Linked DNA regions of Homo sapiens: region 1 is linked to region 2. Evidence: read pairs that join two places in POLR2A ChIA-PET (ENCODE). Cell type or tissue: MCF 10A. All regions are shown on one strand. Links, peaks and the distances in the headings refer to the core of each region. The heading gives the core; the rest is flanking DNA. Region 1 overlaps ZC3HC1 (zinc finger C3HC-type containing 1). Region 2 has its middle 80 kb from the start of MKLN1-AS.

The links. ChIA-PET counts read pairs that join two places held together with the same protein. Peaks named below come from ENCODE experiments on the same cell type or tissue, not always from the same donor. Only the 100,000 strongest peaks of a DNase experiment are listed, where the experiment ranks them.
Region 1: POLR2A ChIA-PET joins it to region 2 with 6 read pairs; 2 of 35 experiments call an interaction of 5 or more read pairs at or near these places.

Annotation. Positions count from the first base shown.
Region 1 is chr7:130,023,400-130,028,774 of GRCh38, forward strand. It overlaps ZC3HC1 (zinc finger C3HC-type containing 1), which reads right to left. Exons shown (of 10, transcript NM_016478.5): 6 at 2,759-2,913; 7 at 864-1,107; 8 at 112-324. UBE2H-DT (UBE2H divergent transcript) reads left to right here. Exons shown (of 4, transcript XR_007060520.1): 4 at 2,850-2,913. It also overlaps the pseudogene RNA5SP245. Among named protein-coding and RNA genes, the nearest start is that of ZC3HC1, 25 kb to the right of the region's middle. In MCF 10A, for the core only: no CTCF peak of the experiment used is centred there; a DNase peak (open chromatin) is centred at 2,742.
Region 2 is chr7:131,244,651-131,250,025 of GRCh38, forward strand. It overlaps a transcript of MKLN1 not described here. Among named protein-coding and RNA genes, the nearest start is that of MKLN1-AS, 80 kb to the right of the region's middle. RefSeq lists enhancers at 1-197, 1,382-1,973. In MCF 10A, for the core only: no CTCF peak of the experiment used is centred there; a DNase peak (open chromatin) is centred at 4,531.

The sequences.
Region 1 (5,375 bases), core at 129-5,128, 1.2 Mb before region 2:
TACTTTTTGCATTGGACCACGGAAGGGCTCCTGCCTGCTTCTCCATGCTGCCTAGGGAGGGCCCAATATGCTGTTTATGCTCAGCCACTGCTACATGCGAGGTGGACTCACCGAACTGCTGGAGGAGCAGAGGCGAGCTCGCTTGGCTTTCCGCAGAGGGCTAGATGGTACCTCCAGGCCAGGGGTGTCTCCTGTTCCCATGCTTCGGGTCACTGGGCGAGTTCTGGTGGTGGGGCTAGCAGCCTCTGGCTCAGGACGGTCAACAGGACTGGAAGAGTCCCAGCTCCGAGTTCGAGAGACAATGGGACCAGGGCTCTTTTCAGCCTGAAGGAAAGGGGAGATAATGGAAGTACACGAATGATATTAATGATTATGGTCAGAAATACTTCTTTCTTTAATCTTTTTTCTTTTTTTTTTTGAGACAGAGTCTCGCTTTGTTGCCAAGGCTGGAGAGCAGTGAGGCGATCTTGGCTCATGGCAACCTCTGCCTCCCGAGTTCAAGTGATTCTCCTGCTTCAGCCTCCCAAGTAGCTGGGATTACAGGTGCCTGCCACCACACCTGGCTAATTTTTGCATTTTTGGTAGAGACGGGGTTTCACCATGTTGGCCAGGCTGGTCTCAAACTCCTAACCTCAAGTGATCTGCCTGCCTCAGTCTCCCAAAGTGCTGGGATCATAGGCGTGAGCCACCGGGTCTGGCTGAATTTAGCTTCCCCATTAGTGAACAGAAACACTATGTGGTATCGTAACCAATGTAGTGGGAAGAGAAGCCTATCCACCTAAATTAATTTCCAACTTTCTACCAACAACACTTTTGCCAAGAATGTTGTTTAAAATTCCACCCCAAATAAGCTAAGTGAATACCTGCTCTGAGCCTGGGGAGAAAGTGGCATCCTGGCTCCGGGTCATCATCCTCCGAGGAGATTCAGGCACCAGAGGTAAGCGCTCTGGTCGCCCCTCAAGGCCTGGGATTGGGGAGCTGGTCAGGCCAAAGGATGCATCCAGGTCAGTCATGGACGATTCAATCTGCTGGAAGCCCCAGAGCCCCACCTTCCTCATACATTGCGAACATGTTATCAGGGAGAGCTGCATGGATTCCAAAGAGGAACTAGATAGGAATGAAAAAGAGAGTTTTCTCAAAGTGTAACATTTCCAAATGACTAAGTGCAATGTCTTGTGAGTATGCCTTATCTCATCCAATTTCTGGAACAGTCACCATGTCCTATCAGAGCCTCTGTGCTCCAGTCTCAGGACCCAGCTTCATACTTCATCATCTCTCACATATTTCCCATAGAAAGACCTCGGGTTCTTAGTGTGCTCTCTATGGTAAGACTGTTTTGCAGGCATGTTTTAAAAGTTTCTCGGCCGGGTGCAGTGGCTCATGCCTGTAATCCCAGCACTTTGGGAGGCCAAGGTGGGTGGATCACCTGAGGTCAGGAGTTCGAGACCAGCCTGACCAACAACAACAACAACACAAAAAGTTTCTCCTGTCCCTCTTTTTTTTTTTTTTTTTTTTTTTTTTTTGAGTCAGAGTTTTGCTCTTGTTGCCCGGGCTGGAGTGCAATGGTGCGATCTCAGCTCACTGCAACCTCCGCCTCCCAGGTTCAAGTGATTCCCCTGCCTCAGCCTCCTGAGTAGCTGGGATTACAGGCACCCGCCACCATGCCCGGCTAATTTTTGTACTTTTGGTAGAGATGGGGTTTCACCATGTTGGCCAGGCTGGTCTCGAATTCCTGACCTCAGGTGATCCACCCGCCTTGGCCTCCCAAAGTGCTGGGATTAAATAAGTGTGAGCCACCGTACCCACCCTCTCTTGTCCCTCTTAAAGTCTTTTCCCTTTAAACAAAAAACATTCCTTAATCTACCAAAGAGAGCATATTTAAAATACATCAAGATTTATTTACTGTCAGAACCAATCTTGATGTATTTTAAATATGCTCTCTTTGGTAGATTAAGGATAGTGGGAGTCTATGCCAAATTGAGCAGCTGGAATGGAAATAGCAACATGGGGGCCTAGAAGACTCCAGCTGGTGTTTCCTATGGTAGTTTTTATCAATTAAGCGGATTTTTCTTCCTTTCTAAAAATAGAAAAGAACTTCCTTTCTATTTTTCCTTCTTAAAAATAGAAAAGAGCTTATTTTCTTTCCATTTTTAGAAAGGAGGTTCACTGTTTATAGAACACAAATTCAGCCTGGTGTGGTGGCTCACGCCTGTAATCCCAGCACTTTGGGAGGCCGAGGCAGGCAGAACACGAGGTCAGGAGATCAAGACCATCCTGACTAACACGGTGAAACCCCGTCTCTACCAAAAATACAAAAAATTAGCTGGGCGTGTGGCAGGCACCTATAGTCCCAGCTACTCGGGAGGCTGAGACAGGAGAATGGCGTGAACCCGGGAGGCGGAGCTTGCAGTGAGCTGAGATCGCGCACGCCACTACCCTCCAGCCTGGGCAACAGAATGAGACTCCGTCTCAAAAAAAAAAAAAAAAAAAAAAAAGAGAACACAAATTCCCAGTTAAGAAGCAACAGTACAAGAAACAAAGTTCAGTTGTGAACACCAAGAATTCCTGAATTCCAATTCTGGTTTTGTTACTAATTCTTATTATCCATTCTCCTCGCACCATCCCCCACCCAGTTTTTCTTTGTCTCTTTTTCTCACGGGAAACACCATGTGATTTCTAAATACGATTAGTGACTGATATATATGGGTGTAATGCTGTTGTCATGGTTCATGTCTCCAGGCAAAATCTGCTGACTCACCTACACGCCCAGCCACACACAGAGAGAATACAGGCAGTGACGTGGACTTGGATGTCTGAGCCTAATTTGATTGTAGTTTTTCTCTCATCAGTTCGGTGATCAAGTTCATCTTCAAGCAAGTGTAGGAGAAGACTGATCTTGTCTTCTGTCAAGCACTACAAGGGAGCCAAGTAAAAAACTTCGTTTCAACCACCATAAAAAGAAAAATTACACATTATAACATACCTAGATGGTACAAGCCGAAAATCAGGAAGGAAATTACAAACATGAAGATACTTCTCTTCACAGAGAACAAAATACTTCCAGGGACAGGGCTATAGTATCACACAGAAGCTTTCTGAATTGCCCTGAATCTGCTGACTGAGAAAGATGGAGTCTCCCTGGAACTGCCAAAACTCTTGTTAGTACTAAATTGTTCAATTTACCAGCTGCAGATTTTCCCTGAAACCTGCAAACTTCAAACCCAAATAGTGAAGACAAATTACTGCTTATGTCTTAGCCTGACACTAAATTTACTTAAACATTAAAGAGGCCAGGCGTGGTGGCTCACGCCTGTAATCCCAGCACTTTGGGAGGCCGAGGCAGGTGGATCACAAGGTCAGGAGATCGAGACCATCCTGGCTAACATGGTGAAACCCCGTCTCTACTAAAAATACAAAAAAATTGGCCGGGCGTGGTGGCGGGCACCTGTAGTCCCAGCTACCCTGGAGGCTGAGGCAGGAGAATAGCGTGAACCTGGGAGGCGGAGCTTGCAGTGAGCTGAGATTGCACCACTGCACTCCAGCCTGGGCGAATGAGCAAGACTCCGTATCAAAAAAAAAAAAAAAAAAAAATTAAAGAAAAAAAAATTTTAGAGATGGGGTCTCACTATGTTGGCCATGCTGGTCTTGAACTCCTGAGCTCAAGCAATCCTCCCACCTCAGCCTCCTGAGTAGCTGGGACTACAGGCATACATCACTGTGCCCCAGGCTCTAAATTTACTTTTTGACAGAACAACAAAGCTCGTTAGACTTTATTTTTGTTCTAAGAAAAATAAGGAACTATGACCAGGTGGAAAAAAAAAATTGCCTTGGCTAGGGACAGGGTTATATTCATAAGCATCAGAGGTTAATAGTTTCAGTCTATGGCCATACCACCCTGAACGCGTCCAGTCTCATCTCATCTCGGAAGCTAAGCAGGGTCAGGCCTGGTTAGTACTTGGAGGGGACTTTGGGAGGTTAACAGTTTGATGCTAAAACCCATACCACTCTCTTAATTTGAAGAGGCTACTATTTCCTACAGTAAAGCTTGTCTTCATGGAGTACCCATAGGGTGATTAAATGGAACAGTAAATATTCAGTTTCAAAGTACAGATTGACTAGAGCATTTATTTTATTTTTGAGATGGAGTTTCGCTCTTGTTGCCCAGGCTGGAGTGCAATGGTGCGATCTCGGCTCACTGCAACCTGTCTCCCAGGTTCAAGCAATTCTCCTGCCTCAGCCTCCCAGGTAGCTGGGACTACAGGCATAAACTACCATGTCCGGCTAATTTTTTGTATTTTTAATAGAGACGGGGTTTCACCATGTTGGCCAGGCTGGTCTCGAACTCCTGACCTCAGGTGATCTACCCACCTCAGCCTCCCAAAGTGCCGGGATTACAGGCATGAGCCACTGTGCCCGGGCTGACTACAGCATTTAAACATTTCTACTCACAAGGAGAAAGGAGTTTGTTACTTTCTTTGAAAAATGATGGCCGGGTGTGGTGGCTCACATCTGTAATCCCAGCACTTTGGGAGGCCGAGGTGGGCGGATCACGAGGTCAGGAGATCTAGAACATCCTGCCCAACACAGTGAAACCCTGTCTCTACTAAAATTACAAAAATTAGCTAGGCGTGGTCGCACGTGCCTGTAATCCCAGCTACTTGGGAGGCTGAGACAGAAGAATCGCTTGAACCCAGGAGGCGGAGGTTGCAGTGAGCCAAGATCACCACTGTACTACAGCCTGGCGACAGAACAAGACTCTGTCTCAAAAAAAAAAAAAAAAAAAAAAAAAAAAAAAAAAAAAGATATGCAATAAACCATATGCAGTCACATTTCAGTATTTTCTGTTAAATAGTTTAAGTAGGCTGGGTGTGCCGGCTCATGCCTGTAATCCCAGCACTTTGGGAGGCCGAGGCAGGTGGATCACCTGAGGTCAGGAGTTTGAGAACGGCCTGACCAATATGGTGAAACCCCGTCTCTACTAAAAATACAAAAATTAGCCAGGTGTGGTGGCAGACGCCTGTAATCCTAGCTACTCAGGAGGCTGAGGCAGGAGAATTGCGTGGACCTGGGAGGTGGAGGTTGCAGTGAGCCGAGATTACACTATTGCACTCCAGCCTGGGTGACAGAAAGAGACTCGGTCTCAAAATAATAATAATAATAATTTAAGTAATAAATCAAGATAAAACTGAATTTATGGGAAGCATATATTCAGGGCAAACTTGAATCTATGCTTCCAGGTTACAGCCCTAAAACTTGGCCCAAATAAACTGCTTATATACATATATGTTAAATTGAATCTATGCCATTTAAAAAAACATACCTAAACATTCAAATGGAACTCTCAACTGTCACCTTCCTGGTGGAGACTGAAAAGG
Region 2 (5,375 bases), core at 238-5,237:
GAGTTACAGTGACGACGGTGATGACGGTGATGACGATGATGACGATGATGCATGCAGTTGCCTCAAAAGGACTTTGGTGGCCAGATTTGGCATGTCCCCCTGTGTTGGCACAGGGGTCCTTGATTCTTGGCCCCTTCTTTCCTCTTTCTAGTCTTTTCTTTCCCTCTTCATCCGCCCCTCCTCTGCACATATGCCCGAATGTACAAGGTGAATGCTTCTGGGCTCTGCTCTCTGTGGAAAGGCAGGGAAAAGAGCGACACCCCTACACGGCGGCACCCTTTCCTCCAGCCTTTGCAGCTCCGTTCTCATTTCTACTCATTTGATTTTACATCCCAATGCTTTCTGTTTTGTAAGAGGTGGACTAGAAGGGACGAATGAGAAAAGGCTTTACGCCTTGTTGGTGCCTCCTGGGCATATAAAAAAGCCCAGTGACATGATACTAATAAGAAACTCTAAATTCACGGTCAAAAATATCAGAACCAAATCACTGTTATTAATTTGTTAATCTTACTTAAAGGCCTTTGTAAAATGGTGATACAGTCAAGTGCTGCATAATGACATTTCGGTCAGTGACAGACTGCATGTACAATGGTGATCCCATAAGATTATTATACGGTCTTTTTTTTTTTTTTTTTTGAGACAGAGTCTCGCTCTGTTGCCCAGGCTGAGAGCAGTGGCGTGATCTCGGCTCACTGCAACCTCTGTCTCCTAGGTTCAAGCAATTCTCCTACCTCAGCCTCCCGAGTAGCTGGGATTACAGGTGCCCACAACCACGCCCAGCTAATTTTTGCATTTTTAGTAGAGATGGGGTTTCACCACATTAGCCAGGCTGGTCTCGAATTCCTGCCCTCAGGTGATCCGCGCCCCCCGCCCCCGGCCTCGGCCTCCCAAAGTGCTGGGATTACAGGCGTGAGCCACTGTGCCCGGCCCTATACTGTCTTTTTACTGTACCTTTTCTATGTTTAGATATGCTTTGATACACAAATACTATTGTGTTACAGCTGCCTACAGTATTCAGTACAGGAGCATGTCATACAGGTTTGAAGCCTAGGAGCAATAGGCTATGCCATGTAGCCTAGGTGTGCAGTGGGCTTATCCCATCTAGGTTTGTGTAAGTGCACTCTATGATGTTCAAACAACAATGAAGTCTCCTAACAATGCATTTCTCAGAACGTATCCCTGTCATTAAACAACGCATGACTATAGTTTACTCAGCTGAATCCTGACAGCTTTCATTAAGTCTCATGATTTATTTTGAAAGGGACCTCAGAGACCATCCTGTCCACTCTTTTGTTCAATGGGCAGATGCGTGATTGCTGTGCACCTGTGATGGTCAAAGCCCAAGCCAGGTGCCCTAGGGCCGCACTTCTGAAGCCCCTGAGAGGCAGATCTTGTTCTGGACACCTGGGGAGGGGGCCCAAGGTCCTGCATTTCTATAACCTCCTTGGGGATGTCCGTGCCATCAGCCCACAGACCACACTTTGAGTAGCACTGCTGCAGGCACTCTGCACAAAGCTAGATAGGCTTGACTTGTCACCGGAGAACATCCAGGGCCATAGGCTCCATGAGGCGGCCCTCTGCACCCTGCCTTGTCGGCTGCTGATGTTTGCTTGTGAGGCCCAGGGAATGCCAAACAATTCTTCCAAGTGCACTTGGCTTTCTTGTGTCTTCACCCCCAGCCAGGGGTGTTAAAATGAGAAGATTCGGGTTTGGGATTAGGACAAGAAAAAGGGCCCATAAAGCTTCACCCTAGACTATGAAGTCTAGTCTGGGTTATCTTAGAAGAGAGCTCTAAACCCACATTTTAGGCAGATTCTGTTTAACAATAAAGTATTTCTTTGATTGCTACAGAGATCTTCTTTTATGATTTGTTCGTTCATGTCCTTTGCTGATTTTTCTATTGCAGTCTTTGCCTTTTAATTATTGAACTGTAACAGCTCTTCATTACAATACTAAGGAAAATCCCCCTTCCTCCAATAAAGTGATTTTAGTCTTTTTTTTTTTTTGACTAATTTTTTGTAGAGACGGGGTTTTGCCATGTTGCCCAGGCTGGACTCCTGGCCTCAAGTGATGTGCCCGCCTCAGCCTCCCAAAGTGCTGGGATTACAGGTGTGAACCACTGTGCCTGGCTGTTTTTAGACTTTTAACTTTATCTATTAAATTCTGAGTTTGGAATCTTGGATTCTAGGACAATCTTGCTAATCTGAGCAAGCTGCTTTGCTTCTTGTGATGTGGTTTCTTTCTGTACCTGTAGATGGAGAGGGTAAAGCTGACCTATCTCAGGGCACTGTTGAGAGTGGAATGTGTGTGTGTGGTAGTACTGTACAGATGTAGGGCATAGTTAGCTTGTTTTCAGAGCCTCTATTAATCTGATCACTTTATTAAACCTAGTGTGGGACATGGCAAACTGGTGTTGACAAGTACAAGTTTTGTTTTGTTCTGTTGTTTATTTTGGTTAAACAAACACTATGGAGCACTTCCAAGTACTCTGAGTTGTAACTTCTCATTGTGTTAAGATACATGAAGCAGAGTTGGAAGATGCCTACTGAGAGCTTTTTTTTACCTTTTCTTCTTTTTCTTTTTTCTTTTTTTTTTTTTTGTCACCATGGCTGGAGTGCAATGCCGCAATCTCAGCTCACTGCAACCTCTGCCTTCCGGGTTGAAGCGATTCTCCTGCCTCAGCCTCCTGAGTAGCTGGGATTACAGGCACACGCACCACCACGCCCAGCTAATTTTTGTATTTTTAGTAGAGATGGGGTTTCACCATGTTGGTCAGGCTGGTCTCGAACTCCTGACCTTGTGATCTGCCTGCCTGGGCTTCCCAAAGTGCTGGGATTACAGACGTGAGCCACCATGCCTGGCTTACTGAGAGCTTTATATGTGTGAAGGTGCTTGTGATTTCTGTTTACCTTTGCCCCCTCAAATACAATTATACCTTCTAAGTTGTTGACTGATGCCACTTCCACCGCTCCTAAATGTCCAATCAAAACTGCCCCAGTATGAGGCAAATGACTGGGTTGTTCCTTGGTTTCCACATTTCCTGTCTCATCTCTGTTAGAACCTTACAGCTGTTAAAATTATTTATTTCTATAGTAGAAGTTATTAGACTAGTAGTATTCCCATTTGAACTGGCAGGGTTTTGTCTTAGCGTTAAGAAATAGATTTGTACATTTCCCCCATTTATGATGTTTAATGCCTTTAACTTCTCTCTGCTACTGCCTTTTTTGTTTTGTTTTGTTTTGTTTTGTTTGTGCGTGTGTGTGTTTGAGACAGGGTCTCACTCTGTCACCCAGATTGGAGTGCAGTGGCACCATCATGGCTCACTGCAGCCGTGAACTCTCGGGCTCGAGCAATCCTCCTACCTCAGCCTCCCAAGTAGCTGAGACTACTGGCATGTGCCACCACACTCAGCTAATTACATTTATTATTTATTTATTTATTTATTTATTTATTTTTGTAGATATGAGGCTTCCCTATTTTGCCCAGGCTAGTCTCAAACTCCTAGGCTCAAGTGATCTGCCTCCCTCGGCCTCCCAAAATGCTGGGATTACAGACGTGAGAAGAAAAAAAAGAATATAATCAGCTACTAATAGTAAAATAGAAATGTTGAAGACAGTGTCTTGCCTCTAATTGGTATTTGTTTTTTAATAGAGTCAAAGGAAAGAGTCTCTACTGGCAAAAATGTAACTCTCAGCCAGCTAGAGATAGTTACCCCTCTATCTCTGCTGGTACCCCAGTTATCCTTTCTACAAACGAAATTGCCTTATGGGTTCTTATACTGAGCATAGATGCAACAACAAAAAAGTCAATATTATTGACTCTCATCCATTTGCCAAGCACCGTGCTAAGTGCTTTCACATACATTTTCTCATTTAATGGATCTTTTGCTTACTTACTGTAGGGGGTAGAAGTGAGATTGTGCCTTTGTGTTGCTCCGTCCTCTACCTAAAGGGTTTACCTCTGTGTAAACCCTTTACTGGTAGCAAGGGAACTCAATCTGAAGCAAAATCCATTTTTTTTCTCATCTCGTCCAGGTTCACCGTGAAAAGTTGGTTGGTTTCTCATTTCTGGAGAAGAGATGTGTTGCTGATTTAGGAAAAAGTGGATGGAACAGGGATGAAGGCTGAATGCTGTTTAATACCACACTATGTACCCACATGGGTGGGCACCTGCCTCTGCTGAGAGGTCTCTCTTGTCCTGGCTTCTTTCCCAGATAATCTATTATATTCTCTGGGAACAAGAATCCATATACATTCAAGTCTTCCTTTGATTTACTTACTTATCTATGAACACTGGTCACTTACCACTTTCCTCACCTTCTCCCACCCCAAGAAACCCTCTCCTGGAGAAACATAACTGGTCTTTTCCATTCCTGAGATTACCTGCCATTTTCTCCTCTTACAATGATTCCAAATCTTGGACTCCACTAAGGAAAACATAGCCTGAGTGAAGTTACACAACCAGTGAGAAAGGAATCTTCCCTGGGCAATGAGATGAGGGCTGACTCACGATCTCAGCTCTTAGGAATGGCTCTCCAGCTGCTGACAGAGGCCACATGGGTTCAGCCATGAGGTCATTAAGGATCTCCCTGGTGACTAACAAAATTGGGGCAGCCAGGGATAGCCAGAGCTGAGCTGGGGCAACTGACCCATTTGTTGAAGTGCCCTCCAGGATGGAGGCCAGCAGTCCAAGTTGCAATGCCTTGGCAATGTAGCACTCACAGCTGGTGCAATCTGGAGGATGATTGGCACCCAACAAAAGAAGTCTCTGGTAAAGGATGTACTTATAATCACTGTGTGGAGACATGTTTATTCCAGATGCCCATTCTTCATTCTTTCACTTATACAACAGACATTTGACCTTGCTAGGCACTGAGCTGGAGGCTGGTATATTCCTTGTTCTCAAGGAACTGACAGTTTAGCAGAGAGGCACAATGGGGACAAGCACAGGAAGCATTAGGAGAATTCAGAAGAGCACTTACCTCAAATTGGAGAGTCAGGAGCGCTCTCCCAAGAATGCATGGAAGGCTTATACAGAAAGGGAGGAGAAAGGGCCCTCCAGGTAGAGTGGCAGCAGTGCCCAGCCACAGAGACTAGAGAGAACACGTAGCTCCTTGGGGATGCAAAGGGGGTTGTTGTGGCTGACATCAGAATATGCAGGGGAAGGGGCAGGAGATGCTGCTGGAGAGGGGAGCATGGCTCAGATTATAAGTGTCCTCTTGCCCGTCATGCTGGCAGGTCAGAATTCTATCTGGAAGGGTCAGGAACCACTAACTGACTTTCTGTCAGGGAAGGAGAGGGGCAGGTCTGCCTTTTGAGGACGTTTTCTCAGTGGTTTAATGTGAAGATTGGATGCAAAGAAAGCAAGCATGAAGT